Regions from separate parts of the Homo sapiens genome. Here region 2 is linked to region 1. A link is an interaction called in ENCODE POLR2A ChIA-PET data of the cell type or tissue named here. Cell type or tissue: GM12878. All regions are shown on one strand. Links, peaks and the distances in the headings refer to the core of each region. The heading gives the core; the rest is flanking DNA.

What was found. Peaks named below come from ENCODE experiments on the same cell type or tissue, not always from the same donor. Only the 100,000 strongest peaks of a DNase experiment are listed, where the experiment ranks them.
Region 2: POLR2A ChIA-PET joins it to region 1 with 6 read pairs; 2 of 35 experiments call an interaction of 5 or more read pairs at or near these places.

The regions. Positions count from the first base shown.
Region 1 is chr6:53,230,070-53,246,568 of GRCh38, reverse strand. LOC124901332 (a long non-coding RNA gene) reads left to right here. Exons shown (of 4, transcript XR_007059612.1): 2 at 957-1,028; 3 at 2,138-2,298; 4 at 2,425-2,524. It also overlaps the pseudogene HMGB1P20. Among named protein-coding and RNA genes, the nearest start is that of MIR5685, 39 kb to the left of the region's middle. In GM12878, for the core only: no CTCF peak of the experiment used is centred there; a DNase peak (open chromatin) is centred at 6,828.
Region 2 is chr6:53,136,159-53,152,657 of GRCh38, reverse strand. GCM1 (glial cells missing transcription factor 1) reads left to right here and starts at 3,817. Exons shown (of 6, transcript NM_003643.4): 1 at 3,817-3,904; 2 at 6,890-7,100. The coding sequence starts at 7,026. It also overlaps the pseudogene LOC124901513. In GM12878, for the core only: no CTCF peak of the experiment used is centred there; no DNase peak of the experiment used is centred there.

The DNA.
Region 1 (16,499 bases), core at 5,174-9,173:
TGGATGTAGATGTCATGTTCCTTTTTATTCCACATCCTGAAGCCACTAAGCAAAGGCACGGGTGCCTTCACCTCACCAGGTTCCTATACATTCTTCAAACACTGGAGCTCTGCAATTATTTCAGGCCATTCTGTGGCTCTTCCTACCACCTCCACACCTGAAAGTCAAGCAGCGCCTGTAGGATCAATCTGGTTAATGCTGATACATTCTCGGTTTTTAAATAGTGTGATTTTAGACTTTTAGTTCTATTGGTGAAGGTACAATATATAATAGAAAGAAACTCCAACAATCCCATACTAAACCTTTGCCCTTTGCTCGGGCTCTTAAAGGATTCACGTGCTTCCAGCTCGTAACTAGTGTTGTCCTACTTTTGCTTGTATTGTAATTGATCTCCTTTCTTGGGTTTTTTTTTCTTTTCTTTTCTCACATAAACCTTCTCTACCTTTTGTACTGCTTGTCTCACATACTATTAAGCCTAATTTGAATTTTTTGTTATAGTCTTCAGTTTCCCAACACTGTTTATACTTCTTTAAACAATAGATTTCATCTGCATGGTAGACAGAATGCCCATGAGTCCCAAGATGTCCATGTCCTAATTCCTAGAACTTGTAGATATGTTACCTTATATGGCAAAGGGGACTTTGCAGATGTGATGAGATGGGGGGATTATCCTAAATTATCTAGGTGAGCTTAATAGAATGCATGAGCCCTTAAAAGGGGAGAACCAGGCCTGGTGTGGTGGCTCACACCTGTGCTCCCAGCACTTTGGGAGGCCAAGGCAGGCGGATCACCTGAGGTCAGGAGTTCAAGACCAGCCTGGCCAACATGTCAAAACCCCGAGAGTCCATCTCCAGTGTTTGAGACGGGGTTTCACTCTGTCGCCCAACAGGAGGGCATATATCCTCTATCTCCCATTACCAAAGATTGATTCAGGCATCCCTTCTTGATCTTTCTAGGAGCTGTGAAGTTGCAGAATTTTGGTTTATTGGGATGCATCCTGGTGCTTGCCTACAGATCTTGTTTTGCAAGTAAGAACAGAAGACTCTGGCCGGGCGTGGTAGATTATGTCTGTAATCCCAGCACTTTGGGAGGCCAAGGGGGGGCGGATCACCTGAGGTCAGGAATTCAAGACAAGCCTGGCCAACATGGCGAAACCCCATCTCTACTAAAAATACAAAAATCAGCCAGGTGTGGTAGCACGCACCTGTAATCCCAGCTAGTCTGGAGGCTGAGACAGGAGAATCACTTGAACCCGGGAGGCAGAGGTTGCAGTAAGCCGAGATCGCACCACTGCACTCCAGCCTGGGTGACTCTGTCTCACAGAAAAAAAAAAAAAAAAAAACCACAGGAGACTCTAGGGAGGCCACCAGGCCTGTCAAGGTTGCATGGTTCTCAGGTGGCAGGCTGGTATCACACCCCCCGCCCTGACTCACAAACTGTTCCTATTTTCATTTCCTTCCCCTTAAAAAAAGTAGAACTATCTCACTGATGTAAGAAGAACATACTTGGCTTTTTTTCTCGTAAGGAGTCTTAAAAAACACACTGATAGTTGACACTGTATATATCAAGGTTTTCTGGCAAAAATTTCCATGGAATGTAGTTCAGAGAGATGCTCCAGAAAAATTTTTAAAAAGCCTCTGTGGTCAAATAAGCTTGGAAAATGCAGTATGTTTGTTCCTGCCTTGGAATGTCATCACATACATAAGCTTAATAAAACTTCTCAGAAGTCTATAGTAAAGAAGTTCTAGTTCAGTTTTCCCTTTTCATATAACACCCATTAGCAGGAGGCAAGAAATGCTAGTACAGAAGTGGCTTCATGTCTTTTCTCTGTCCCTTTCACTTGTTGCGTGGCTGGTTTAGCACTGTAGGTGGCTCTGGCCTGAGTACGCAATGTGACCCTTTGGGAGTCAAGCAGGTGAGTGCATCCCAGAGCCTGCTGATTACCACCCATTCTTCCTTCCTTTCTCATCGACGGGAACCCCATTTTATGTGGGTCAATGAGTGCTGAGGCTCCCTTGAAGCTTGGTGTGGCCATGTGACATAGTTCTAACCCATGAGATGGGAACAGAAGTCTCTAGAGGGACTTTCAGAAAAGCTCATACATGCATTTTTCTTCATCATTCATTTTCCTGCCTAGAGTGCAGAGGCAATACATGGAGATGCAGCAGCCATCTTGTGACCATGAGGACAAAGATCATTTACCAAGGATGACAGAAGAGAAAGTTAGCAAGAGCCTTGACCCCTGATGAGGTGAAGTCATTTCACCAGCCTATCACAGCTTCTAGTCTTCTTGGGAATGTAAGAAAAACAAACTGTTATTTGCTTAAGCTCTTATAGCTAAGTTTCTGTTCCGTGCAGCTATTATTCTAATCAAAATAATGTTTCAGTGTTTATTCCTGAATATCACATAATTTTGCTCTGTAGGTGTCATCTTGGCTTTCTTTATGAATGGCAATTACTGGCTGGGTGCGGTGGCTGAGATGGGTGGATCACTTGAGGTCAGGAGTTCGAGACCAGCCTGGCCAACATGGTAAAACCCTGTCTCTACTAAAAATACAAAAAAATTAGCCAGGTGTGGTGCCACATGCCTGTAATCGCAGCTACTTTGGAGGCTGAGGTAGGAGAATCACTTGAACCCAGGAGGCGGAAGTTGCACTGAGCCAAGATATCACCATTGCACTCCACCCTGGGCAACAAGAGTGAAACTCTGTCTCAAAAAAAAAAAAAAAGAAAAAGAAAAGAGAAAAGAAAAGAAAAGAAAGGCAATTACTGGATAGGGTCTAAGAAGTTTACAAAGCAGGCCAGCAACAGCATCAAGTCATTCAAGTCAGTGTTTCTCAATGTGGCCCCCAGACCAGCAGCCTCAGCACCACCTGGGAACGTATTAGAAGTGCACATCCTCCGACCTCGCCCTAGACCTGCTGAACCTGAGACTCCAGGGGTGGGGCCCAGCAACTGGTGTTTCAGCAAGCCCTCCTGGTGCTCCTTACATACGAACTTTTTAGAACCATTTTAGAACTTAGTTTAGAACTAACATTTTAGAATTTAGTTACACATTCAACCTCAATGAATTTGTAAACCCACGAAAGGTCACTTTGAATGAAATAGTTGAGTTTGAACAGCAAGACTCATGCCCACACCTAACAACAGAGCACAGGCTTTGTGAGAAAAGGTGTCTGGCTTTGCCTTGGAAATTCAAACTGAGATAGAAGTACTATAAAGGGGCCAGGTGTGGTGGCTCACGCCTGTAATCCCAGCACTTTGGGAGGCCGAGGTGGGCGGATCACGAGGTCAGGAGATCGAGACCTTCCTGGTTAACACGGTGAAACCCCGTCTCTACTAAAAATACAAAAAATTAGCCAGGCATGGTGGCATGTGCCTGTAGTCCCAGCTACTCGGGAGGCTGAGGCAGGAGAATCGCTTGAACCCAGGAGGTGGAGGTTGCAGTGAGCAGAAGGAGCAACTCTGTCTCAAAAAAAAAAAAAAAGTACTATGAAGGTAACAGTGACAGAAATGGAAGCTACCACCACTTAAAGAGTGTGGTTAATTGTGGTTCATGTCAAGGTACCAAGAGGCTAGTGTTGCAATTTTCTTTTCTCTACACTTTGCTTTGCTTTGAGATGGAGTCTCACTCGGCTGCCCAGGCTGGAGTGCGGTGGTGTGATCTCAGCTCACTGCAACCTTTGCCACCTGGACTCAAGCGATTCTCCTGCCTCGGTCTCCCGAGTAGCTGGGATTACAGGCGTGCGCCACCACACCTGGCTAATTTTTGTATTTTTAGTAGAGACATGGTTTCACTATGTTGCCCAAGCAGGAGTCTTGAACTCCTGACCTCAATTAATCTGCCCACCTCATTCTCCCAAAGTGCTGGGATTACAAGCATGAGCCACTGCTCCCAGCCAGTATTGCAATTTTCACAGGAGGCTTTCACTTTACCTTTTCTTAATAACATACTGTTCCCTTGCCTCCAACTTGGTTCACTGGATAGAGTATATAGATAAGATTTGTACAAATCTCAGCAATTTAAGAATTTGCAAATGTGCATAGGAGTGAAGACAAGGTAAGAGTGCGATTAGAAATGCTCAGTGTGGCTGGAAATGTAATGAGCATGCTTTATTCTCACTCTCAACTTGAGATCTCCAAACTCACTCTATTCCATCCCACGGTATCTGCTTTCTCCTTTCTATTAAGCAACCAACCATTACTGAGCATTCTCGATTTTCCAAGGAAGGTGCTCATATATTTTTGGTGAATCCCATGAAGCCCATATTTGTAGCGGACATATGCTGTAATCCCAGAAGCAGAAGGGACCTGGTCCTCCTTTCTCCACTCTCCCCACACTGTGGAAGCTTCAGGGCACAGAGGCGATTGAGAGTTGCTCAGCAGCAGTGGTGCTGAGCATTTAGCTCTGGCCACAATATCCGGTGGCCAGTGCAGTTGATGTCAACATCAGTTTCCCAACCAGACCAACCCTGAGGCTTTGCCCTGCATGACTTTCCCTGCTCCCTGAGCTCCCTTAGGTTCTGCTAAGCCTGGTTCTATAGCCTTCCCTTCTATTGTGTGAATTGTCCAAAACTGATTCAATAAATTCCTCTTTTGCCTAAGCAAGCCAGAGTCACTTTCTGTTCGCTTTCAACTTAGAAGTCAAAGTAACATAATATTATTGCCATCTTTTTTAAGTGAAGACACTGACATTTGGAGGTCAAGGAACTTGCCAGATGTGTAATACCCAGCCTCCAAGATGGCCCCCAGTGATCTTCACCTCTTAGGTATTTATTTGCATAGTCTACTCCCATGTTGAATTAGGACTGGTCTGTGTAGAGTTCAGCAGGGATAATATGTGACTTCTGAATTGAGAGCATAAAGGACTTTGCAGCATCTGTCTTGCTCTCTTGGATTGCTTACTCTGGGCAAAGCCAGCACCATGCTGTGAGAATGTATTTACCATGTCTTTTATTTTTGTATTTTTATGCCTGTCCCAGGACTAGCCAGTTTTTAGAAATAGCAAACAACCATGAGGGTGCGTCACAAATGTAAACCAATCAATCCAGAGCCCACACACTGCCACCTCCATTATGGGCTCTCACCCTCCAGGCCACTATCCACCTGCCCTAATCACCCCAGGAGTAGGAACTAGGCAACTAGGGATAGCCCGTATGGCCCAGAGCCTGCTGAAATGATTCAAACTATTCAATCCAAAGCCCAATTACCCTCCCTCACTCATTCCTTCCCACAGAAACCACAATAAAAGTTTGTGCCCCTGGCCAGGCGCGGTGGGTCACGCCTGTAATCCCAGCACTTTGGGAGGCCAGGGCGGGCAGATCACAAGTTCAGGAGAATGAGACTACCCTGGCTAACACAGTGAAACCCCGTTTCTACTAAAAATACAAAAAATTAGCTGGGTATGGTGGCACACACCTGTAGTCCCAGCTACTCGGGAAGTTGAGGCAGGAGAATCACTTGAACTCAGGAGACAGAGGTTGCAGTGAGCCAAGATCTCACCACTGCACTCTAGCATGGCAATAGAGCGAGACTCCATCTCAAAAAAAAAAAGTTTGTGCCCCTGTTTTCACTCTGCTCCCTCTGCCTCCTGACTGATCTTGGTACTTCCCCATGTGGCTGGTGTGACACACCCCTTCCTCTTGAGATCTGTGAGCATAACAAACTATCTTTTTATTAGCAGTCATTCCTGATCTGATGGCTTTGCCATACCTAAATATTAATAAAACCTATATTTTAAACAGAGAACACTCAAGTACCATGTGGTGAAGCCCATATGGAGAGGAACTGAGGCCTCCCACCACAGCCAGCCCCCATTGGCCAGCCAAGTGAGTGGGCCTCCTTGGAAGCAGACCCACCAGCCCCAGTTGAACCTTCAGATTAGGGCAGCCCCAGCCCACACCCATCTGCAGTCTCATGAGAGGAGAGAATCTAAGCCAGACTTCCCATTCAAAAAGATCCAAAATTTGCAACCTACAGAAACAGAGACAATACATGCTTATTGTTATTTCAAGCCACTAAATTTTGAAGTAATTTGTTCCTCAGTAATGGCTTCTAAGTGGAGGAACTGATTCCTCCACTAACCCCACTTGGGGTTTCTTGTTGCCTCTCCAGTGTGCCAGTGTGAAAAATAGCAAGATACCTTGGGCTTCTGACTCAAACAGTAAGAAAAAAATTGTAATTTCACATAACAAGAATTCAAGATGTAGAGAGCATCTAGGGTAGATTAACAAAGCAGCCCAGTGATCTCACTCAGGCCCCAGATGATTCTCTTCATTTCTCTGCTCACTCAGCCTGTCAGCTGATCATTCTCTTTTTCAAAAGATGGCAGCAGCATTGCAAGCATCTCATACAGACAGCGCAGTTGAGCGCTGTTATTGGTTTAGACCAATGGGAGCACAGTTATTGGTTTAGACCGATTATCAATGGGAGTGCAGTGATTGGCTTAGGCCAATAACCAATGGGAGCATAGTGATCAGTTTTCCTTTGGGGATGAAGCTTAAGAGTTCTTCACTTGATCACATAGGGCTGGGGACACCCTTGAACAAAATCCAGGTTCTGGCAACAAGGAAAACCTATGCACAAGGGTTGGGGTGACGAATGACTTAGGTACATTATCTTCTATATAAGCCATCAAGGGGCCAGCTGCACTAGCGAGAAGGGCAATAGAGGCCCAGAGAAGGTGTCGGGAAAGCAGAAGAGTCGGGGCAGGTAGGTCAGGGCCAGTTGGAGGGCCTTGGGCTTTACACACAGAATGAATAACCTGAATGAGTCATTACCTAAACCACTGTTCCTTCACTCCATTCTCCCTCCTGAGAATGGGTTATGCACCTGCTCACACATGTGACTGTTCTTTCACATCACCAGTTTGGGTTGGGATGACATGACCCAGCTGCCTCCAGAAGCCTCCCAGCCAATGGACCCAGAGCAGGCTGTGGGCAAATCAGTCAGGTGGTGGCTGCTGATTGGAATTCATCCACATTCTCAGGGTGGAGAGCAGCAGATGTGTGCAGCCTCCTCCCCTATGGAGGGGATGCTATTTGTTTAAATGGTGGTTGGTGATGCCAGAAACACTTGGCCTCATTTATCTGGATATAGAATAATCCAGCACAAATAGATCAGTAGTAGTAGTACAGCAGCGATAGTAGCCCAACCCTTTTACTTTGTAGACATAGAAAACCAAGTTCATGTTGAAGTGACTTGGCCAGGATCACAAAGACCAAACTAGAACTAAGACTGAGTCTTAAGACTCTTGCTTTGATTCTGTTTCTCATTATACCTTGTAGGAAAAGTTTCTATGCCAAATTCTAGGCCAGATCTATAACGTCATTTTTCTGAGAAACAAAACTGCTTTAGGTAAGTTGTTCTAATAGTTCCTCAAGTTCATCTGAAATCTACTAATTATGTTTGATATGGAGACTTATTTTTAATGTTGTGTAATTAGACTTGCAAGTTCCACCCTTAAAACTTTTTATCTGTTGTTTACCAACACAGGCCAAGATTCCAGCTAATAATATTTTCAACCACTTTTGTCATTCTCCAATAAATTACATAGAAAATTGTCAAGAGTAATTCCTGGCCGGTCATGGTGGCTCACACCTGTAATCTCAGCACTTTGGGAGGCCTAGGCAGGCAGATCACGAGGTCAGGAGTTTGGGACCAGCCTGACCAACATGGTGATACCCCATCTCTACTAAAAATACAAACAAACAAACAAAAAATTAGCCGGGCGTGGTGGTGCGCACCTGTAATCCCAGCTACTCAGGAGGCTGAGGCAGGAGAATCACTTGAACCCAGGAGGCAGAGGTTGCAGTGAGCCAAGATTGCGCCACTGCACTCCAGCCTGCACAACAAAGTGAGACTCTGTCTCAAAAAAAAGAAAAAGTAATTCCTTTCCAGTGACAGCAGAAATCAGAGACTTCAAGTCTCCAGTTCAAGTTCACTGGACTCATTACTTCAAAGGGAGTATAATAAGCTCCCTGAGATTATCTTTCTGAAGTAACTCTTTTCTGTCTATCAGCTGACTTGCAACTGATTGTGTACTTGACACAGATCCACATGACTCGGTGCAATGGGAATAGTCCAGCAGTTTTGAATTCTCAGATGATTTTCGCTCTTTGTTTCTTGTCTTGTTTGAAGAGATCAAAAGGGAGCTCTATCGCTGTGTGATAAGTATGTTTCTATCACTGTTTTCCATAGCTTTCCCTTCCAAGATCCATTATAACTTTGGAAATGTGGTGAAATGTGTCTTACCAGACTAAATCTGGTAAGGTTTAGTCTAGGGGTGTGTGTGTGTGTGTGTGTATGTGTGTGTGTGCATGCACGCATGCCCGCATGTATGCTAGGAGTAGGCAGAGTGGGGAAAGGAGGTAATGTGGGGGTTGCAATTGTAGCACTTGGATGAAAACATGGATGTTTAGCACACATCTACAATAAACATGATCTTCATTATTTTTAGTTAGCCACATTATTATTATACCCAGAAAAATAATTTTAAAAGCTTTCAAAGGTTAAAGAAATGATTCACAGCAGATAATCAGAATCTAAGTTGGCAGTCTGTTCAGTACCCATCACTACTTCTCCCACTAATTTTCAGATTGCCAACTTGCTATCAGTAAAACATTCTTAGTCAAGCAAACGATTTAACAATTATTTGTCCTCATCCACTTTTGCACACAGGTGAATAAGCTAATGTGGGCTGGAAACAAGATTAGAAACAAACTCTGATTAAACCATTCATTCATCAAATGTACATTAAACACTTACTATCCGACAGGTTTTGTATTACGAGAAAAGAAACAGTAAACAGGAGGCTGGGTGCAGTCACTCGCACCTGTAATCCCAGTACTTTGGGAGGCCAAGGTGGGTGGATCACCTGAGGTCAGGAGTTCGAGACCAGCCTGACCAACATGGTGAAACCCTATCTCTACTAAAAATACAAAAATTAGCCGGGTGTGGTGGCACATGCCTGTAATCCCAGCTACTTGGGAGGCTGAGGCAGGAGAATCGCTTGAACCAGGGAGATGGAGGCTGCAGTGAGCTGAGATCGCACCACTGCACTCCAGCCCGGGTGACAGAGCGAGACTCTCTCAACAACAACAACAACAAGAAACAGTAAACAGGAAAAGAAAAAAGGTTTCCATTCAGTAGAACCCTGTGCTGGAGTCCTGGACAGCATGCATGGCCACACACTGGCGAGGCACCAGTCTTGGTGTGAGCAAGGAGACAGTGCAGGAAAGCCTTCAGGAGGAGGTGATGTCGGAACTAAATGTGGAAGGACAGGTGAGAGTAGACAGACATGGAGGTAAAGGGAACAGGAGAAAGAAAGGCTTGGAGGTGTGAGGCGGGAGCGTGCATGTCAAGGACCTCACAGTTAACATGGCGGGGGGCGGGGGTGGGGTCAGCGGGGGGAATGAGAAGGATGGAGGCAGAGGGTCGGGGGCTCATGCGGGGCTGGGTTGGCTTTGCCAGGAGATCAGACTAAATCCTGATAGCCGTGAGAGCTATTGTAGAAATAATTTCAAGCTGATCAGATTTATTTGGGTTTACTGTAGGAGGGAGGAGGCTGTTTTTGTGTATTTGTTTAATCTTTTTTGGACAAGCCTTAAGATTAGTAAAGGACTATACGAGGTCCTTAATATTGAAAGAGCCAATATATACCGTCATACATTCTTCCAACATTCTCGTTATTCACGTAGTGCATTCAGATAAATATATTCTCAACAAATATTTCCTTCATTTGTAACATCTAGGCAGAGGTGGGCAAGAGCAGATAAAAGAGATGGCAAACTTTGATGACCTTCTTTATATGCCTCAAGGCCTCACCACTGATATGTCATTGAGTATTTCACACTGGCTTCCTCTGACTCTTTTCATCAAGGTCTTAACAACCATTGTGTCAACATGTGACCTTATAAACTGTACACAAGGACCCTTTTTGGGACAACATGATCATGGGAGAGAAATCTCTCCCCTTGCCTCCCTCTTCCTACCCATCTGTGCTTCTGCCTGAAGTCATCGGTATTTCAGAGATTAAAACTGTTCTTTAGGTCTTAGCCACCAGTTTTTATTTGCATGAGCCATACCAAAGAAACTGAGAAATTGCTTTTGTGGCTTGTCTACTTGGAACTTTGAAAAGAATGAACAGTAACATTCTCAGTCAGATTCAGATTTCATGTAAAACCTGCTTTAGAGAACTGAAGGATAAGACATGCTTATTTACAACTTTTAAATTATTATCCTCTCGATAGAGACAGCACCAGGGAAAGTGAAAGCCAGACAGGCACTGGGCGACTCTGTGCCTCACTGAGGAAAAATTACTCAACATGAGCAAAGGAGATCCTAAGAAGCCAAGAGGCGAAATGTCATCGTACGCATTTTTGTGCAAACTTGTCAGGAGGAGCATAAGAAGAAGCATCCAGATGCTTAGGTCAACTTCTCAGAGTTTTCTAAGAAGTGCTTAGAGAGGTGGAAGACCATGTCTGCTAAAGAGAAAGGAAAATTTGAAGATACGGCAAAGGCGGACAAGGCCCATAATGAAAGAGAAATGAAAATCTATATCCCTTCTAAAGGGGAGACAAGAAAGAAGTTCAAGGATCCCAAGGCACCCAAGAGGCCTCCTTCAGCCTTTTTTTCTATTCTGTTCTGAGTATTGCCCAAAACATCCTGGCCTGTCCATTGGTGATGCTGCGAAGAGACTGGGAGAGATGTGGAATGACACTGCTGCAGGTGACAAGCAGCCTTAGGAGAAGAAGGCTGCAAAGCCGAAGGAAAAATGCGAAAAGGGTCTTGCTGCATATCGAGCTAAAGGAAAGCCTGATGCAGCAAAAAAGGGAGTTGTCAAGGCTGAAAAAAAGCAAGAAAAAGAGGAGGAAGCTGAGGAAAATGAAGAGGGTGAGGAGGGGGAAGATAAAGAGATGAAGATGAAGAAGACAATGATAATGAATAAGTTGGTTCTAGTTTTTTTTTTTCTTGTCTGTAAAGCATTTAGCCCGCCTGTACACAACTCACTCCTTTTAAAGAAAAAAAATGAAATGTAAGGCTGTGTAAAATTTGTTTTTAAACCATACATTCTATTTTTTTGTATAATTAACACATTACCGAAATGTTTCTTTAGATAGCGATGTCTTGGTGGTATTTTTTTCTTTTTATATTTTGAGACTGAGTCTCCTCTGTCACCCAGGCTGGAGTGCAATGGCACCATCTTGGCTCACTCCATCCTCTGCCTCCTGGGTTCAAGCGATTTCCCTGCTTCGGCCTCCTGAGTAGCTGGGATTACAGGCACACGCCACCATGCCCTGCTAGTATTTTCAATAACCACTAACCTTGCCTGGTAAAGTATGGGGGTTGTAAATTGGCATGAAAATTTCAAACAGGTTCTTTTTGGTGCACAGCGCAAATTAGTTATACATGGTGATGGTAGTTTTTTTCATCTTCAGTTGTCTCTGATGCAGCTTATACCAAATAATTGTTGTTCCATTAACTGAATACCACTCTATAATTGAAAAAAAAAGTTGCAGCTGTTTTGTTGACATTTTGTTGACATTCTGAATGCTTCTAAGTAAATACAAATTTTTTTCCTTTTTTTTTTTTTTTGAGACTGAGGTTTGCTCTTGTTGCCCAGGCTGGAGTGCAATGGTGCGATCTCAGCTCACCACAACCTCTGCCTCCCAGTTTCAAGTGATTCTCCTGCCTCAGCCTCCTCAGTAGCTGGGATTACAGGCATGCACCACCACGCCCAGCTAATTTTGTATTTTTAGTAGAGACGGGGTTTCTCCATATTGGTCAGGCTGGTCTTGAACTCCTGAACTCAGGTGATCCATCTGTCTCAGCCTCCCAAAGTGCTGGGATTACAGGCGTGAGCCACCACACTTGGCCTAAATACAATTATTTTTAATAAAAAAGAAAGTATTATCCTGTCAAGAGCCACCCTAACCAGACTCAGTACAATGTTAATACACATCACCCAGAAGAGAGGGCACCTTCAGTTCGTGCCAGAGAATCTCTCTTGTCAGTAAAAAGTTAAAAAATAAAATAAAAAAAAAAATCACCCAATTTGGGCAGTGTTACCAAATGAGACCATTTTTCTTTGCAAGTTCACAAGTTCTTCTTTTTCCTTTTTTCCTTATTTATTTATTTCTCTTTTATTTTTGTTTGTTTGTTTGAGATGGAGTCTTGCTCTGTCACCCAGGCTGGAGTGCAGTGGTGTGATTTCAGCTCACTGCAACCTCTGTCTCCTGGGTTCAAGCGATTCTCCTGCCTTAGCCTCCCCAGTAGCTGGGATTACAGGCGCCCGCCACCACGCCCAGCTAATTTTGGTATTTTTAGTAGACACAGGGTTTCACCATGTTGGCCAGGCTGGTCTTAAACTCCTGACCTCAGGTGGTCTGCCCACCTTGGCCTCCCAAAGTGCTGGAATTACAGGTATGAACCACCATGTCTGGCCGATTTATTTCTTTTTTAAAGAGACAGGATCTTACTATGTTGCTCAGGTTGGTCTCAAACTCCTGGGCTCAAGCCATTCTCCAGCCTCAGCCACTGCCCCACCTCCCCCGCCCGCAATTGCTGGGATTACAGGTGTGCACCACTTAAGGTTTTGCATTTATTTTCATTTATTTTCAAACCTTTTTTTTTTTTTTGGCTCCTTTCCTGGTCATCATAGTCACATTATTAAAAAAAAGAAATAATACATTTAGATAAATCAACATTAGGAACTACTTATTACTCCCATAGAACATATTCTGTTGTTTTAGGTGCAAATATTTCCAAAATGTAACTATTTGTATGTATTTTTCCTCTTAATTTACCTGAAAGACGCTCACAAGTATTGAACTTGATGAAGGAAAATTATAATTTTCTCTTTGTGATTTTTTTAAAGAGTAGTCAGGGGTAATTTATTATAACAAACCACGAAAGAAAGTTACATTTTAAAAGTATTTTGTTGATTTATATGTCAGCAATGACTTCATCTGCCTAGTCAATGAAAGACACAAGAGTTTTAAATAAACTCCCCACATGCTGAGCTGTGTGCTTCCCTTATCCTATCACCCCAGCCTCTCCAGTTTAATGACATAAGGTGAGTAATGCTACAATCTGTTGAAGACTCAACAAAGTCACGCTTTGTAGACACCACAAGAGTTAAACTGAACTTTAATAATAACTTCAGGCTGGGGTGCCGGAGGTGGGAGAGCACCAGGAAAAACAGCTAGTGCATGTGGGGCTTAATACCTAGGCGATGGGTTGATAGGTGCAGCAAACCACCATAGCATATGTGTACCTATGTAACAAACCTGCACATCCTGCACATGTACCCTGGAACTTAAGATAAAGAAAAAAATAGGCCGGGTGCAAGTGGCTCACGCTTGTAATCCCAGCACCTTGGGAGGCCGAGGTGGGCAGATCACGAGGTCAGGAGTTCGATATCAGCCTGGCCAATATGACGAAATCCCATCTCTACTAAAAATACAAAAATTAGCTAGGCATGGTGGCGTGCGCCTGTAGTCCTAGCTACTTGGGAGGCTGAGGCAGAAAAATCGTTTGAACCCCGGAGGCGGAGCTTGCAGCCAAGATCACGCCACTGCACTCCAGCCTGGGCGAAAGAGAGAGACTCCGTCTCAAAATAAATAAATAAATACTAATAATTGCTTAAGGTTTATCTTACAATGCTGCCACTTCCCCCAACAAGTCTGGAGATTGAATGGACATGAGTTTAATAGGAGAGGGGTGGAGGGTAAGGGCTGCAATTGGGGAAATGGGTAGAGGAAGAGGAGGCAGATTGAAAATAGTTTTTTAAAATCCTGGTCACTGAGTGGAAAGCGTGCTCACATTCCTAGGAGCAGAGGGGGAATATGGGTTAAACTTAAGGGACACACTAGGAGTTAATCATTCAGGGTACAGGGTGAACGCAAGTAAGAATTCTAAAAATGACGACTTCTCCTTCAAAACTGAAGCAGTCTGCAAGAAGCAGAATTGGAGAGCTTATTAGCTTGACTCCTTTGCCCTCTGCAGCTGATGCTCCCAGTTTAAATCCTGGCACAACCCTAAAATAAGAGTTAGCTCTGCAAAGGTAAAAAGAATTGAGGACACTGAAGAATATATAGTGGCACAAAGAATATTTAGTGGCACAAAACTAGCTCACAATTCCACATTGTGTTAGGGCAGCTCTGGCCTCTGCATTCTTGTGTCTGTCCACAAAGGTAACTGAAAAGGAAGCAGCCAGGTAAGTCATTGTTGCGAGCCGTTCTCCCGTTCCACCTCTTCTCATTTTGTGGTGTCAGTTGCTTCGGAAAGAACAAGGGGAAACGAAGGGTGGCCAAAGGAAGGCATCCCATTGTGTGTACATGTCAGTTTCACATTCTGTGCCCTTTATGCCAAAGAGGCCTTTGCTAGATACCATTTCCTCCTAGTTTGCCACCAAGATGGACAACAGACCTTTTCAACAAAACCTGCAAACTGTTTTAATTAATATTGCTAACATCAGGACAGATGTTACAAGATAAATCTCTTCCTCCTTTATTCTCCTCCTTCCCTAGCCATTCCACCCTGAAACATTTTGGGGCCTGTACTAGATACTAGAGACACAAAGGAGACTAGAACATTCTCTGTCGTTGAATTATTCTCAGTCAAATGAAGACGGAAACTGTGGTCTGAAAATTTTGAATAATAAAGCCATTTGTGACAGCGACACAGCTCATATTGGAAGTGGAACTTACATTTCCTGACTCATAATGAAGACCTTTATGCTCAACACCACATACAAAACATGTGCGATGTATAAAATGGGTAAATTCCATTAACAAATACATTTATCATTTCGGGATAGGCTATTTGTGTCAAGACAGCAGAATTTCAAGTACTAACTCATCTTCCCCTTCCACCTTCTTTTTTAATGGCCTTATCTGAATGACTCTGTGCCTACCACTAGAGAAGTGGTCTAAGACTTCTTGCCTTTTTTTTTTTTTTTGAGATGGAGTCTTGCTCTGTCACCCAGGCTGGAGTGCAGTGGCATGATCTCAGCTCACTGCAACCTCTGCCTCCCAGGTTCAAGTGATTCTCCTGCCTCAGCCTCCTGAGTAGCTGGGACTGCAGGTGTGTGCCACCATGCCTGGCTAATTTTTGTATTTTTAATAGAGGCAGGGTTTCGCTATGTTGACCAGGCTGGTCTCGAACTCCTGACCTCATGATCTGCCCGCCACAGCCTCTCAAAGTGCTGGGATTAGAGGTGTAAGCCACCACGCCCAGCTGACTTCTTGCTTTTTTCACTGAATGGTTTGGAGCACACACAAAGGGCTCACACCTGGCACTGTCACTTATGAGCAGTATAAATTTGGGCAAGATTCATAACTTTTCTGAACCTCGGGTTTCACATCTAGGATCCAGAGCTAATATTTCTTTCCTCATGGGATTGTTGTGATATTAAAAATAAAATACTGGGACACAGTAAGCATGCAATAAATAGCAGTGGTTGTTATTAACAAAGAGACTGTCTAGCATCTCCTCTTGTTTTAAACCCCCTTCCTGAGAGAGGTGGAGAAAGAAGACCTAACTAGCAAGCATGGCTTTCTGGAGGGAGCAGGACTTGTAGCTGTTGCGGCATGAGACAGTAGAAGCAGAGCTTCAGCTCTACCAGGACATTCTTCCATTTCGATACGACAGAGTGTCCTGATGCAGCTGGGCTTTTGGGGGTAAGCACCCAGCAACCCCGGGAAATTGGAGTTGAAGCTGTGGGTGCCAGAGACCAGGAGAGGTTCCAGGAATCATAAGACGTTTGTAAGTTTATAGATAAGCTGGTGACACGAAACCAGGGAATATCAGATTGTATTTATTTATTCCCTTATGAGCAACTCTCAAATCTTTTTGCTTTCAGATGTTGCAAATTCATCCCACCTCCTGCTGCAGCTATGATACTCAGAGAAAGTAAGTCTCCAATGCTTGGGTAAATAAATCTATTGCCTCTCAACCCTACCCTACTTTGAGCTGTCAGTCCTTTTCCCCTTTCCCCACTCTTCCTTAGAGGTCCAAAAATGCTTCTAGAAAGTACAACTTGAAAACCACTGCCATGACACAATGTTGGGAACCTTGTTCACATGCTAAAGCTCAATATCACCTCCACTTCAGCTGAAGATCACTAAAGCTCAATATCACCTCCACTTCAGCTGAAGATCACTAAAGCTCAATATCACCTCTACTTCAGCTGAAGATCACTTCTCTCGTTGCCTCTTTAATGTCTGCTTCACAACATTTATCACGAGTTAGTTGTGTGATAAGCTGTCTTCCTCACAAGAACCTTATCTCCAATGAGGTCAGGGAATGAGGTGAATCTATTGAGATTTGACACTGTGTCCCCAGTGCCTAGGCCAGTGCCTCGGGCATTGTAGGCTCTGGAAAAAAATGTTTGGGACTAGGATAATCAGAGGACTGGGGGAAGTCCAGTCCCATTCTCACTTAGGGGGAGTCAGAATAACATAGTTCACATTGTATAGTTCTTTGGAGGTGAAAAG
Region 2 (16,499 bases), core at 6,123-10,122, 95 kb after region 1:
GGAGGAGGCACAGGGTGGAAAGAGTGATGTAGAACTCAGATTTTATAGGAGTGGAGACAAAGACTCCAGATGCTGAACACATAGGGCTCTTCATGCAGTACCGTGGTCAACAGGCATGTCTCTGAGTTCTACCCCAGCTCTGCTACTTACATTTCTGTGTAAAGCTATTTGTCTGAGCCTTGATCTCCTTCTCCACAAAGGAGGCATAATAAAAATAGTATCTATCTGATAGGGATGCTGTATGGATCAAGAGTGATAATACAGACAGGTGATTAAGCATGGCGCCTGATTCATTGTAAATGTGCAGTCAAGGGAAGCTACTATGATTATTGTTATTAATAACAATGACAGAGATCCAATTAGGAGAATTTGGCCAGGTAAGGTGGCTCACGCCTATAATCTCAGCACTTTGGGAGGCTGAGGCAGTGGATCACTGGATCCCAGGAGTTCGAGCCCAGCCTGGCAACACAGTGAGACCCTGTCTCTACAAAAAGTTTTTAAAATTAGCTGAGTGTGGTAGCATGTGCCTGTGGTCCCAGCTACTTGGGAGGCTGAGGTGGGAGGATAGGTTGAGCCTGGGAAGAGGAGGCTACAGTGAGCTGAGATTGTGCCACTGCACTCCAGTCTGGGGGACAGAGCAAGACCCTGTGTCAAAAAACAAAACAAAACAAAAACAATTAGGAGAATTTGGGTAATAAGTTGGGACCTTGGCCTCAAGAAAGCAAAAATACCCTTACTAGTCTGGACATCATGTCACACCTCTATCAGAGTGTGAAGGCAGAGCTTCTCAGCGCCCTCCTGTGTCCGAGTAGGGTTGGTGCTTGGGACAAGGATGGCTGTGATGTTGCTGCTGGAAACTCAGCAAGTCTTTCTATGAGGAGAGGGAAAGTAGAAGATCCCAACTTGGCCGTGAAAGAACTAGCAGCCTCACTGGGGAGCCAGAACCAACACTCATCAACAATGAAAAGCAATAGCCTGATGTGGTGGCGGGCACCTGGAGTCCCAGCTGCTTGGGAGGCTCAGTGGGGAGAATGACTTGAACCTAGGAGTTTGAGTCTACCCTGGACCACACAGGGAAACCGTATCTCCAAAAAAAGCAAAACAAAACCAATCAACCAAACAAACAAAACAAAACAACTAAAGGCAATATCACGTAAAATAGGATTGCAAATAAAAATAATATCTTTTGTTCTATATGGGAACAAAAAGATATGGGAAAACAAAAGTTTGAAAGGACATGCCTGACATGTTAACAGTGGAAACCTATGGGAGATGAGAATATGACTTTTTTATAAATCATGAATTTATTTTGTAATTTAAAAACACTGTTAGATCCAAGTGATACAAGACAGCATATAATTCACAGTTAAGAGTTCAACATGGCCAGGCACCGTGGCTCATACCTGTAGTTCCGGCAATTTGGGAGGCCAAGGCAGGCGATTTCTTGAGCCCAGGAATTCAAGACCAGCCTAGACAACATGGTGAAGTCCCATCTTTACAAAAAATACAAAAATTAGCGGGACGTGGTGGTGAGCACCTGTAGCCCCAGCTACTTGGGATGCTGAGGCGGGAGGATCACTTGAGCCCAGGAAAGCGAGACCATAGTGAGCCATAATCACACCACTGTGCTCCAGCCTGGGTGACAGAGTAAGACCTTGTCTCAAAAAAGAAACAAAAGAGCATCACAGAAATGAGGAATCATGTGTTCTTGAATAGTGTGGGAAGCTCTCATAAGGAGGTGGCATTTTGGGGATCCTGAAGGGTAGACAGGGTTCAGATATATGGATGTGAAAAATACACTAGAGAATAGACCTAAGTAAGTGAATAAGCACAACAGGTGTGCCAGTGATTGACTTATTGCCTGTCGACACTAAATCCACTCTTTACTCCGCTTGTGATTCTGGACCTAGACCCTGTAGACATCCTCTTTCACCAGCTGGCATAATTTTAGGCTTTGTCCTGATACAATGTATCTGATGGATGGAGAAATGTCCTCCTGACCAACAAAGGGATTACAGAGAGGAGACCAAGACTGGCCAGATAAAGTACAATAAGATCAAGCAGGGTTGGTCAGGCGTGGTGGCTAACGCCTGTAATCCCAGCACTTTGGGAGGCCGAGGCGGGTGGATCACCTGAGTTCGGGAATTCAAGACTAGCCTGACCAACATGGAGAAACCCCATCTCTACTAAAAATACAAAATTAGCCGAGCGTGGTGGTGTGCGCCTGTAATCCCAGCTACTCAGGAGGCTGAGGCAGGAGAATCGCCTGAACTCGGGAGGCAGAGGTTGTGGTGAGCCGAGATAGTGCAATTACACTCCAGCCTGGGCAACAAGAGCAAAACTCCGTTTCAAAAAAAAAAAAAGATGAAGCAGGGTCTTAAACTTCAGGCAGGAAAGGAATTTGTTCATGAACTGAAAGACGAATGAGAAATCTATTAGGGGCCGCCGAATGCAACTATGAGGCTTTCCAAGCCTTTTGCCTTCTCGCCTTCTCATCTCTGCCTCCTAAGCCTCATCCTTGAAAGTCTGGACCTTCCTGACAGGTACTGATCCCTCGTCATGTTGTCCAGGATATTGTCACTCCCCGAAACACCCTCTTCCAGTCCTTCACGCCTTGATAAATATCTATTTGTCCTTCAAAAGGCTCATCGAGCATTATTTTGGTGGGTTTCCTTTGGTTCTCCTCCCTCCAGCTTAATAGCCTTCTCATTTATATTACTTTTATTCTATACATCAAATTAAATCGGCCTTATTTAGTAGCTTTAATCATCTTTTCTACTAGAATGAACTTCTTAATGGCTTTCATTCTCTCTTGTGTTGCCAAGGCCTGGCAGACTACCTAGAACAAAACATATGAACTGAACTGATTTAGGCTGTACTGCGGATGTCTCTAAAAGGAAGAATAGCACTGAGGGTATCTCTAGAAGAAATAATTGGTTTTTGTTTGTTCGTTTTTTTTTGTTGTTTTGTTTTGTTTTGTTTTTGTTTTTTTGAGATGGAGCCTCGCTCTGTCACCCAGGCTTGACTGCAGTGACGCAATCTCAGCTCACGCAACCTCCGCTTCCCGGGTTCAAGCAATTCTCTGCCTCAGTCTCCCAAATAGCTGGGATTACAGGCGCTCGCCACCACACCTGGCTAATTTTTGTATTTCTAGTAGAGACGGGGTTTCACCATCTTGGCCAGGCTGGTTTTGAACTCCCAACCTTGTGATCCGCCCACATCGGCCTCCCAAAGTGCTAGGATTACAGGTGTGAGCCACCACGCCCGGCCAAGAATTGTATATTTTTAGGGGATCAGAACACTTAGAATTAGTGGGACATTATTGCTAGGGTTAAGATAGCATTTCAGTATTTCTGGTATAGAGGATGTTGGCTATCCACTGTCTATTCCAGTAAATTTCCTCACCATAATATCTCTCTATCTCTGTCTGTCTGTCTTCTCTCTCTTGCACACATGAGAGAGAACTATTACCTGCCGGGTAAATAGTGGGAGAATTAGGACCTACTGTGAATCGTCTGCCTGGGGCCCAACCTGTAACATCACAAGAAGAAAAACATCTGTACTTCCTTATGAGGTTCTTTTCAATGTCCATTTTAGTTCAAATGTCCTCATAACATAAAGGGAGGGGGAAGTTCAGAGACACATCATAGAATATTCATCACATTGCTGGCATTCTGGGAAGAATCAGGCTGGTTAAGTGACTCCCAGGCTGCTCTTACCTATCCAGAGCCTAGAGCATCTAGATTTTGATTGGACCATTGCCAGAACTCATTAGCATAGTGTACCCTGACCTGGAATAGGGAACAGCGTCTGCTCAGAAAATGACCAGAGCCTGCTGGGACTTGAACCAGCAGTAAGATTTTCACGACACAGTGCTGTCTGCTTCTCCGTAAGAAGTTAGAAGGTAAGAAAGCCAGAAATCCCGTGGAGAGGCAAATGTAAGGGATGTGGCAACGACCACTCTATTCCTACAGGGTTTCATTTGTTCTAGTTCATTTTTCTGTAGAAATGATGAAAATTGAATATACTTTGCGCAAGTTGCTTTAAAAAAAGGAGTCTTGACAAGTGTAGTTTTTCAATCCTAGAAGAGGAAAACAGAGTTTACTTAAGGGCTGTAAAATGGTTTTTTCTTCTTTTCTATGTTTTGTTCTTAACTTTTAGGGAAATATTAAATTAATGCTCATTCGCTTAGCAAATGTTAATATCGAGAGAAAAATCTAAAATGTAACATAGTTGTTCTGTAATAAAATTTTCTTTATTATTCTTCCCTTAATTTAAAAACAAAATAATTATGTCTATATTGCCTAGGCTTTATAACAATGTTTTTGATTTTTGAAAATATGAATCTTATTTGCCAAGGTTTTTAAAAAGTAGATCTATTCCAATTAGTTATAACAAAATTTGCACCATCAGAGACAATATCGTTACTGTTCAGGGTAAGTACACGGAACTGCTGCTTGGTATCTGCATCTTCTATACCTGTTATTTAAGTCCTTTGAATTAGAGTCAATTTGCGGCATCATTTCTTCAGTAACACAATGTTTCTTTCCTAAACATAGAATTTTACTTAAAATCCATGAGGATTTAGTCTTGAAAATCAACATTCAGTTGGGGAACAGAAACTTCGTGCTCTGCAACCACTAGGTTGTAGCTCAGTATGGGTATGTGGAACAGACAGGAAGAGACTCTGATTAGCTTGTCATTTAATGGTCAAGAACTTTATTTATAAAGACTATACTTTCAGGGATCATTTCTATAGTTTGTTACTAGAGAAATTTCTCTGGACATCTAGAGCACACACAAAAAAGAAAAAAGGAACTTCATTCTTATGTTCAGGTCAACGGTCTTTTATATACATACACTTTCCCTTGGTAGAGTTCAGTGATTGACAAGTATTAGGATTATATAACACTAAATAACTAAAGAACAGGCCGGGCACAGTGGCTCATGCCTGTAATCCCAGCACTTTGGGAGACAGAGACGTATGGATCACCTGAGGAAAGGAGTTCAAGACCGGCCTGGTCAACATGGTGAAACCCCATCTCTACTGAAAATACAAAAATTAGCTGGGTGTGGTGGTGCGTGCCTGTAATCCCAGCTACTTGGGAGGCTGAGGTAAAAGAATCACTGGAGCCCCAGAGGTGGAGGCTATGGTGAGCTGAGATTGCGCCACTGCACTCCAGCCTGGGTGATAAGAGTAAGACTCCATTAAAAAAAAAAAAAAAAAAAAAACAATAAAAACTAAAGAAAAGAGTTCATGGGTCTCGCCAAAGCTTAGACTATTAATCTACCTTATAGTTTGAGTTCGCTATTAAATAGCTCTACATAACATCATTATGTCTCTTGTTTTTATAAGAGTACCAATAAATGAAATGTTATACATGTGAACATGTTTCACTTCATATCGTACTAACAAGTAGCTTTCATCTGCAAAATTATTCATTTTTTTCCTCAGGGTAGAACACTTCAAATTTTCTTTCTTTTTTTCTTGGTAAACCTCCTTTAACCAATTATAGTTAGAAATTAGAGCACTATTTCTCGTGAGGGAAGAAATGCCATTTGAACAAACTTTTATTTATTCATTCATTTATTTATTTATTCATTCATTCATTTATTTATTTTTTGAGACAAGGTCTCACTCTGTCACCCAGGCTGGCATGCAGTGACACAATCTTGGCTCACTGCAGCCTCAACCTCCTGGGCTCGGGTAATCCTCCACCTCAGCCTCCCAAAGTAGCTGGGACTACAGGTGTGCACCACCATGCCCAGCTAGTGATTTGTACTTCTTGTATAAACACGGTTTCTGCATGTTTCTCAGGCTGGTCTTGAACTCATAGACTTAAGTGATACATGTGTCTTGGCCTCCCAAAGTATTGGGATTACAGGCTGCTAGCACCTAATGGGTAGAGACCAGGGATGCTGCCAAACAGTCTACAACATGAAAAAAGCTCCCCACAACAAAGAATTATCTGGTCCAAAATGTCAATAGTGCCAAACTTAAGAAACCCTGTTTCAGATTAATCAGATATAAGCATATTAGTTGATAATATTTGAAGATATATCGTGCGCACAGGATTTATTGCAGAGACCAAACCTAATCCTTACAGTGATTTGGATTTTCAAATATATTTTTTTTCTGGCCGGGTGCGGTGGCTCACGCCTGTAATCCCAACACTTTGGGAGTCCGAGGCGGGTAGATCACTTGAGGTCAGGAGTTCGAGACCAGGCTGGCCAGCAGAGTGAAACCCCATCTCTACTAAAAATACAAAAATCAGCTGTGCGTGGTGGCACATGCCTGTAATCCCAGCTACTGGGGAGGCTGAGGCAGGAGAGTTGCTTGAACCCAAGAGGCAGAGGTTGCAGTAAGCCGAGATCACTCCATTGCACTCCAGCCTGGGTGAAGAAGTGAGACTCCATCTCAAAAAAAAAAAAAAAAAAAAATATATATATATATATATATATAAAACATATATGTATTTTCCTAGATAAATTCAGTGTGATGTTCCCCTCTTGCAGCTTCAACCACACATTAGCTAATTTATAAAGGCATTTCTATGGAAACAACTCCAAGCCAGTATCCTCCTGCCCTAGCAGGAAAAGTCCTAGCCATTGGTTACAGATGACAACTGTCTCTGCTAAGGCCTTCACAACCTGGATCTTGCAATGAGAAAGCAAGCCCAAACCCAAGGGTGAAAGCAGTGATCACACGCTTCTAATTCCCGATGGCCAAGTTTTAAGTAAAATCACTTATGGCTCCTATGTTTTGTTTTTTACTAGTATGTTGGTACTTGCAAAAATGTCAGTGAAACAGGTTTTTCTGGCAGAGGAGCATTGGGGTTTTTTTTTAAATCTCTTTAATGGCCAATACTAATATAACTTATTTTTTTAGCCCTAGAAAACAATCTCCTGGTCCAAGGTGCTTGAGTGGGCCGATCCAGCTATATCAAGAACCTTTGAGAACAAAATTCTCAAGCATTTCTGAGGGGAGTCGAATAGGTGAAAACCTTGGCTGGCCTGACCTTATCATGGAACCTGACGACTTTGATTCTGAAGACAAAGAGATATTAAGCTGGGATATTAATGATGTGAAACTGCCACAGGTATGTACTTGCTATAAAAATCTGCCTTCAACATTGGGCTGTGAAGTCTTGACTATTAACATGCGGAGACCTGGAAGGAAATTGGTGAGGATTCCAGCTGGGTAAATTCCTCTCCCCTAGAGTTTCAGCTAGACAGCCGACTGAGGGATTTTAAGAAGAGATGGCAAGACCTATGATTTGAGTGTGTCTTTACTTACCAGACTCCCACACTTAGAGACTGATGCAAAGAAATTTCTACTTCCCTTCTCTTTCAAAGTTGGCGTAACTCAGGTTGCACTCACTCTGGCTAGACAGTATGATAAAATCCGTGATGATTTATTTGGCCATAAATTGACTCTTTGTTATGCACAAGTCCTCATACAACCTTATTTGCTATAGTGATAGTTTTAACTCAGATTCATGTCTAAATGGAATGTGCTGGAATCCAGATGATATTGTTCTCTTGTGGAATACAGCATGCTCTTCTTCCTTTTTTCTTTTTCCTCTTCTTTCTTCCCTTTCCTTCGCCTTGCCTTGCCTTCCTGCCTTCTTCCTTTTTTCTTTCTTTCTTTTTTTCTTTCTTTCTCTCTCTCTTTCTTTTCATTTTCTTTCTTTCTTTCTTTTCTTTTCTTTCTTCTTCCTCTACTTTTTTTTTTTTTTTTTTGAGGTAGGGTCTGGCTCTGTCAACTAGGTTGGAGTGCAGTAGTGCTATCTCAGCTTACTACAGCCTCAGCCTCCCGAGTTCAAGTGATTCTCTCACCTCAACCTCCCAAGTAGCTGGGACCATAGGCACACGCCAACAAGCCCAGCTAATTTTTGTATTTTTTGTAGAGATGGGGTTTTGCCATGTTGCCCGGGCTGGTCTTGAACTCCTGGGCTCAAGTGATCTCCCTGCCTACCTGGGACCACAGGCACACCCAGCTAATTTTTGTACTTGTGTGTGTGTGTGTGTAGAGTCAGGGCTTTGCTATGTTGCCCAGGCTGGTCCTGAACTCCTGGGCTCAAGCAATCACTCGCTTCTGCCTCCCAAAGTGCTGGGATTACAGGCATAAACAGCCTGGCCTCTTCTCCTCCTATTTTGGAAATACCATACATGCACTGAAATAGTGACTTCATTTCACATTTTCTTTGGCAACTGACTTTTTTTTTTTTTTTTTAGATGGGTTTGCCTGGTCTCCTGGGCCAGAGTGCAGTGATACCATCATAGCTCACTGCAGTTTCAATTTCCTGGGCTCAAGTGATCCTCCTGCCTCAGCCTCCTTAGAAGCTGAGACCACAGGCATGTGCCACCACTCCTGGCTAATTGAAAAAAAAATGTTTTTGAGAGGAGGGTCTCACAATGTTGCCCAAGTTGGTCTCAAACTACTGGCCACGAACAACCCTTCCGTCTCACCTTCTCAAGTAGCTGGAATTATAGGCACACATTGGTTGTTGAATACTGATTTTCAACATGTATCACTGTTTACTTCTTTGACTTCCTTTGTTAACATTTAAGATGCTCTCACTAGAAGTTGTTTGAAAAGGTGACTAGAAGGCTAGGACTGGACACCACCAGTACCAAGTCATGAAAAAGTCAATCCAGTCTGCCTGATTCTGGGTAATAAGGAATTTGAGTTATCAGAAGCAGGGGAGAGGGAATAGAGATTCCTCTATCTTTGTAACTGTTCCAGAATTTCTAACGAAGACTTCCTTTTGTTTCTCTTTATGCTTTTCCTTAACTTCCAACCCCACCCCCTCTACCCCTCTCACCACCCCCGACCCCACATCTGTATCCTCTCTTCGTAGATCTTGGGACAGAGCTGGAGAACAGAAAGTGTGCCCCACTTTCCATCCATTTACAAATGGTTCTAGAAACCACAGTTAAATCATGCAAATATCGATTTTAGGGATTTGTGTTTGTTGTTGCTCTTAATTAGTATTACAATTATTGTCACTGTTGTAGGGAAACTTTAAAGTAAACTTTAATTTCTCTTGGCTCCAGGACCCATATTTTCACCTTTTTCTAACTTCATGATTGCAACACCCAAATAGAAGTTGGAGAGACACGAAATCAAGAGTTGAAGTAAACAGATATGTAGAAGACTTTACAATGTCACATTCTAGAGCAAGAGTTTTAGTGAGTTTGAGAACCCCATGAAATGGTGGTGACACTGTGTCTTAACTGGCAATTTTTTCTGGGACAGGATTCTTCATCAGATCCATAAACAAGAGATGAAGACCTCTTTCCTATAGGGAAACTTGAGGCTCATAAAAGTTCATGTTCCAACATGAATTTCCAAAAATGAAAGTGTTTGCAGCTACCCATGACATTAAACTGAGAAATGTATAGCAAAAAATGCACATTTGGTTTTAGAAATGTATTTATAGTTCATTAAAAAGTACTAAGATTGCTCACGGAAATAGCTGTCTTCCAATTTGTTAAATATGTCGGGGAAATGATTTAAAATGCAAATATTCCTTAGTATTTTCTGAGTAGAGAGAATACCATCCTCGTCTGGGTTTAATGCTAGCTTTGTCATCAGACCAAGAAACACTTGAGCTCTTGGAAAGATTTCCAGACATTAGATTTTATATTGTTTATATTGTGTGAGCATATCCAGAGACAGAGGGGTGTATTATGAAAAGTACAGGACTTGGAGAAAAATGCCCCAGATTTGAATTCTAGTTCCATCTCCTTTTTTTTTTTTTTTTTTTTTTTTTTTTTTTTTGGAGATCCTTGAGTTGTTTACCTTTTCTGAAACTTCCTTTCCTCTCTGAAAATGAGGGGGTTGCGCCAAATGGTCTGGTATGTACCTATTAGTTCTAATAGTCTAGAATTCTAGAAATGTCAGCCTTGTGCCTAGCACAGTGCCTGACGTGTATGAAACAACAAATGTTGAATATGGAATTCATTAATGAATGGCTCCATTGTTTAGAATCTGTGTGAGCCTGGAGAAATTGATTTTCTTAAGTCTTAGTTACCTCCTGTAGAATGAAAATAGGAATTCTCCACATATCCTGCCTCAGTCTCTAAGATGTTTAGAATAGTGTTCCCTAAATATATTCTGTAGAGTACAAGTTACATGGAATTTTAATAGGTACTGTGAAGAAAGAAAAAGAGCAATACGAAGTTCAACAAGGATAAACAGATTTCTTGACTGCAGGCTTGGAGTCTTTTTCACCATCCTGTGCATTGGTGGCTCTCCGAAGGAGGCTGTATTAGGCAGTATTACCCCAACTTATTTTTGACCATGAAACTTTTTTCCTGAAGCCCTTCAGGGGTTGATGTTCCCCAGACTACCTTTTTTGGCATTTAACAAATGTGGTTTAAAGGATCAAATGCAATGGCTTGTTATGATTATAAATTTCTCTAATTTCACTCTCTGTCCCATCGATCTAGATCATTTATAGTTTATATTTCATAATTTTATATTCTTGCCAGAATTATTAGTTATACAACACGTAGGAAAATTCCTTTTCTGTTTATCCTTTCACATGCTTCAAGTTTCAAGTTTCTTTCTCTCTCCTTCCTTCCTTCTTTCTTTCTTTTTCTTTCTGTTTTTTTTTTTTTTTTTTTTTTTTTTTTTTTTTTTTTTTTTCAGGGTCTCACTCTCATTACCCAAGCTGGAGTGCAGTGGCGCAATCATAGCTCACCACAGCCTTGAATTCCCGGGCTTAGGTGATTCTCTCAACCCAGCCTCTAGAATAGTGGGGACTACAGGCGTGCACCCCACACCCAACTAATTATTTGTCTTTTTAGTAGAGATGGGGTTTTGCCATGTTGCCCAGGCTGGTCTCGAACCCCAGGACTCAAGAGTTCTGCCCACCTTGGCCTCCCAAAATACTAGGATCACAGGCATGAACCATTGCACCCGGGCTTCAAGTTTCTTTCTTTCTTTCTTTCTTTCTTTTTCAGACAGAGTCTCGCTCTGCTGCCCAGGCTGGAGTGCAGTAGCACTATCTCGGCTCACTGCAAGCTCCACCTCCCGGGTTCACACCATTCTCCTGCCTCAGCCTCCCAAGTAGCTGGGACTACTTGCACCTGCCACCGTGTCCGGCTAATTTTTTGTATTTTTAGTAGAGACAGGGTTTCACCGTGTTAGCCAGGATGGTCTCGATCTCCCGACCTCGTGATCCACCCACCTTGGCCTCCCAAAGTGCTGGGATTACAGGTGTGAGCCACCGCACCCGGCCCTTCAAGTTTCAAAATGATTACCCAAATACCAGTTGCATCTTCTGGTCTGAGAAACTCCATGTGTCTTTAACTAGTTCAGATACATCAAGGTTTATGGGTTAATTTTGACAACAGTGAGCAGTGATGTCCTTACTAAGATATCAGACATTTTTGAGAAACTTAAATGCAGGAGACACTGTAGTAGGCTCAGGGATACTGGGGCCATTAAGCTATGTTAACTTCTGTGGAAATGCTCATGATCTTCTGGGCTAGTGGAACAAGATTACTGCCTAAATAGAGAATCAATGCCATGTAGAAAAATGCTAGAGGAGTTTGAAAGGAGTGTGCAGTTCAACATGACTCTGGCATGGGGAGCAAGGCCAGAAGAGTTTGTGTAAGGTTAGAGGAAAAAAAAATTAGATCAACCATCTATTATTTATGTCATTATTTGTACTTGGAAAGGTGAAATCTAATTGCTTTAAGGTTTGCTTGATCCAAGCAGCAAAAGTCTGGTGTTGATTTAGTCTTGATTTAAAATGTGGATTACATGGTCCTGGAGAGTGTCACACTCTCATTAGTACTGATTGTAATACTTGAGAGAACTTTGAATCTCTAAGAATTATTTTCTTCTGGTTGAAAATTGGGAAGAAATTCAGTTCCTTTTTCTCTTAAATAGTACCCATTTCACTAGCAAGAGGAGAATATCCACTCTGTTTCAAATACCAGCCAGTTTCTCTCAGTTCAGGTTGTGCCAATAGCACCACAGCCAGCAAACACCCTGGATCATTTTGTTCCTACACACTGAGCAGTTTGCAAATTAAACCCATGGCCAAAGCCACCCCAAGCCATTAACTCACAAAATTACAAGGTTTAAGTACTTTTTTTTTTTTTTTTTGGTAGAGAGAACATTCTCTAGTATAGAATAGTAAAGTCAACTGCAAAGGGGCCACAGTTCTGATTAGTTCATTCCTGGACTATGATTTTAGCCAGCCAAACTTCCTTTGTCTCTGCAAAAGATAAGCCCCAAATTGTGATCAAACATGAATATTTGAGCTCTCTCTGTGAATCCATGTGGCCACATGTAATCAGAACAAGCCAGTTGTAGTACTCAGATGTGTCTTGGTGCTAGGGAGCTAACAGGTAAACCAGATTGTGGATTTCTTGTCAATTATTATCCCCTGTATGAGCAGGTCACGTTGTCATTGTTCTGATGGGGATTCCTGTGACTTTGCCCCCTTTGCCAGACATTCTCCTTGACCTCAAGGGTCATTTGAACTTCCCTGAGAGCTCTACCTATATGGGCTCCCATGATCACTGGGGCCTCTGCTATTTGGACCAGAATTCTTCTGCCACTCTGTGCTTCTGGTGTGATACAGATAGGAGCATTATTGCATCTGCTGGTACCCTGCAGCAGGTCCCTTGCTTAGCTGGGTGGAGGGAAAAGGGAAGCGAAAAGAGAAGACAGACGGGGTTTGAAAGCTGAGGTAACTTGGCATAACTTAGTGTTTTCAGAGTAAATAAGGAACTTTGTCCTGAGTCTTATTTTATTTATTTATTTATTTTTTTAGACGGAGTCTCACTCTGTCGCCCAGGCTGGAGTGCAATGGTGTGATCCCAGCTCACTGCAACCTCTGCCTCCCGGGTTCAAGCGATTCTCCTGTCTCAGCCTCCCGTGTAGCTGGGACTACAGGCATGTGCCACCATGGCTGGCTAATTTTTGGTATTTTTAGTAGAGATGGGGTTTCAAGATCAGGATGTTCTTGATCTCCTGACCTCGTGATCTGCCCACCTCAGCTTCCCAAAGTGCCGGGATTACAGGCCTGAGCCACCGCGCCTGGCCTGTCCTGAGTCTTGATCTCTTGACTAAGAAATACCAGGATTAGTCTAAAGAGTAATCAGTAATTCCCCCTTTTTTTTTTTTTTTTTTTTTGAGATGGGGGTCTTACTATCTTGCCTAGGCTGGTCTTGAACTCCCGAGCTCAAGCAACCTTCTGCCTTAGCCTACTGGGTAGCTGGGATTACAGACATTCCCCACCATGCCTGCCCTAAGGAGTAATTCTTGAACAAACACAAAAGCATTTTGTTGAATTCAATTTTTTTCCTTGGTAACACTTGGAGTTTTATTTCCAGTTGGCCCAGAAGAGATAAGTTCCTGAAAAGTTGTATGTAAATCAAAACATTGGTTGAAGGTTTTTTTTCCTGTTTTCCATAATATCTGATTTTTGTACCTCTATATAATTTGCTTTAAAGTATGTTTGTTTGATATTCCTGTTCTATTTAGAAATATTTATTTATAAGTAATGAATAAGCTATTTATATAATTAATGAAAACCTGGAAGATATTTACTTTATGCAAGAGCAGACTATATTCCAAAAGAAAATCAATTTCATAATATGATCATATGATAATGTAGATATTTTTGATACTTTATTTCAGAATTTGTATTTTAATTGATTAGTTTTATATAACAATACATACTTCATTTCTTCAGATAACCTCTGAAAACTTCAAGTAGTTGAATAAGTTAGAATGAGGTGAGTATGAAGGGTGTTCTAGAAGTGCATAGAGCTACAAAAATTTTGATTGAGTTAGAGGATTAAATCTGTTAGTAAAAAATTATACCCAGAAGTCATAGAAATATCAGTTAACCCCCCAGTGATGTTACCCAGGAGATAATCAAATACAAATTAGCTAGGTCTACATGTTGGAAACCTCAGAAATATTCCCTTTCAATTATAAACTTCTTAACTAAGAGGAAAAACAAAGAGTTACTCATGAAAAGTTAGAAATTAAAACAAACAAAGGATCTAAAAAGAAGAAAGTATTTTGTGGGGATTCGCTAAACATGATGAAGAAATGATTATTGTTTCTTATTAAATTTTACTTCTCTGAGGTCTTGGTTTAACAGGTTTCAGAAATCACAGTCATCCATCTGACACTTGGGTTCCTCTGCATTATTGAGATCTGGGTTTTCTCTTAATTTCAGTGTAAAAAGACATCAAAGACCCTACTAAATGTCCAGGTCAAAGACTAGGCATGAATAAATGGCCCAGAGACTAGCTTGATGTGAGTATATTTACTCCTAGTAATGTTCTCAGTCCATACGTTGTCCAAATTATTACTGCTTTTTTTTTTTTTTTTTTTTTGAGACAAAGCACTCTGTCACCCAAGCTGGAGTGCAGCGGCATGATCTCGGCTCACTGCAATCTCTGCCTCCCAGGTTCAAGCGATTCTTTTGCCTCAGCCTCCTGAGTAACTGGGATAACAGGCATGTGCCACCATGCCTGGCTAATTTTTGTATTTTTGATAGAGATGGGGTTTCGCCATGTTAGCCAGTCTGGTCTTGAACTCCTGGCTTCAAGTGATCCACCCACCTTGGCCTCCCAAAGTGCTGGGATTACAGGGGTGAGCCACTGCACCTGGCCATTACTGCATTATTAATAGAACTGGAAAACTAAGGTACCAGTGGAGGGACTGTCAGAAAAAAGCTTAAAGGATGATAAAGATCATCTCTTCCTCTACAGGCAAGGAGTCTTTGCTTTAATCAGAACATCTGAGATGTTCTCACAAATACATTCCGCTCCTTCTGGTTCATGGGATCTATGGCTCTGACCAGCCTAAAGTGGCCACTCACCTTTAAAGCATGAAAATCTCAGCTTTCCTCTAAGTCTACCTTGCCCTCATCTCTGCTATCCTGACAACTGTGTTTTATACTGGAATAATTCAAGTGCACCAGTAGTTTTTTACAGTCCAATATTAGAGGAAAGTACACTCAAATTTTGTTTTGTTTTGTTTTTTTAGTAGAGACGTGGTCTCACTGTGTTGCCCAGGCTGGTCTTGAACTCCTGGACTCAAGCAATCCTCCAGCCTTGGCCTCCCAAAGTGCTGGGATTACAGGTGTGAGCCGCTATTCCTGGCCAAAAGTAGACATTTTAATGTTTTAACCTACATTATTATTTCAAAAGATAAAATACTCTATTATGCTTTCTATGGCATTTCTGTGACAGAAAACAAGACATCATTGTTTGCAGCTTTGGGCCAGAAGAAGGAAGGAAGGAAGGGAAGAGAAGGTGGGTGGAGAGAGCAGGAGGCATGCTGCCTGGGGAGCTTCTCTCACCCCGGGCATTGAGTCTCAGCAAGCCCAAAATTACCAGAGAATTGGGGAGGAGAGGGACAGTCTGGAAAAAGCAAATGGTCCAACCAGCATCCTGGCCTGGCCATCCGGGAATCTCTGCTGCAGCTGCCTGATGGACCACAGGGAACTTTTCCAGATGCCACCCTCCTATTATTTATACCCTTCCCCCTTCCCAAACCACAGTAGTTACAGCATAGCACACAAAGGGCTAGCCACTGTCATGCCCTGAGAAGGAAGGTTGTGGAACAAGAGGTGCACCAATTAAGCTTTTATTTTATAGGGACTTGGACTCTTTTTTCTTTTTTTTTTTATTGAAACAGAGTTTCACTCTTGTCGCCCAGGCTGGAGTGCAGTGGCATGATCTTGGCTCACTGCAACCTCCACCTCCCAGGTTCAAGAGATTCTCCTGTCTCGGCCTCCCAAGAAGCAAGGATTACTGGTGCCCGCCACCACACCTGGCTAATTTTTTGTATTTTTAGTAGAGACGGGGTTTTGCCATGTTGGGCAGGCTGGTCTCGAACTCCTGACCTCAGGTGATCCACCTGCCTCAGCCTCCCAACGTGCTGGGATTACAGGTGTGAGCCACTGCACCCAGCTGGGACTTGGACTCTTATCTTGCATTTGGCTTGGCAAGGTATGAAGCATGAAGTGACCTCTACTGGGTCTTCTCTCTCCCAAAAGCCAGTGACTCTTACAACCACATTGACTGGCTGAGGGCAGTTCCAGATCTGGTAGAATAACAGTTAACATTGAGGTGGAACCTGCTGCGTGTGAGGCACTATTTTAAGTGCATTGTGTATGTTAATTTAGTAAGTCCTCAAAACCTCCCTGTGGGGTACTCCTGTTACCCCATTTTACAGAGCAGGAAACAGAGGCACTGAGAAGAAAAGAATGTCATTAAGACTCATATCCAGAAAGACAGTGTACCTCCAGAGTCCAAGCTTACAGCCAGCAATCTCAGACTGTTTGTGAAGAGTCAGATAGTAAATATTGTAGTCTTTGTGGGCCATACAGTCTCTGCTGCGGTGGTGTAAAAACATCCATAGACAACACTTCAGTTAATGAACATAGATGTGTTCCTATAAAACTTTATTTACAAAAGCAGGCAATGGGCAGGATTTGGCCCATGGG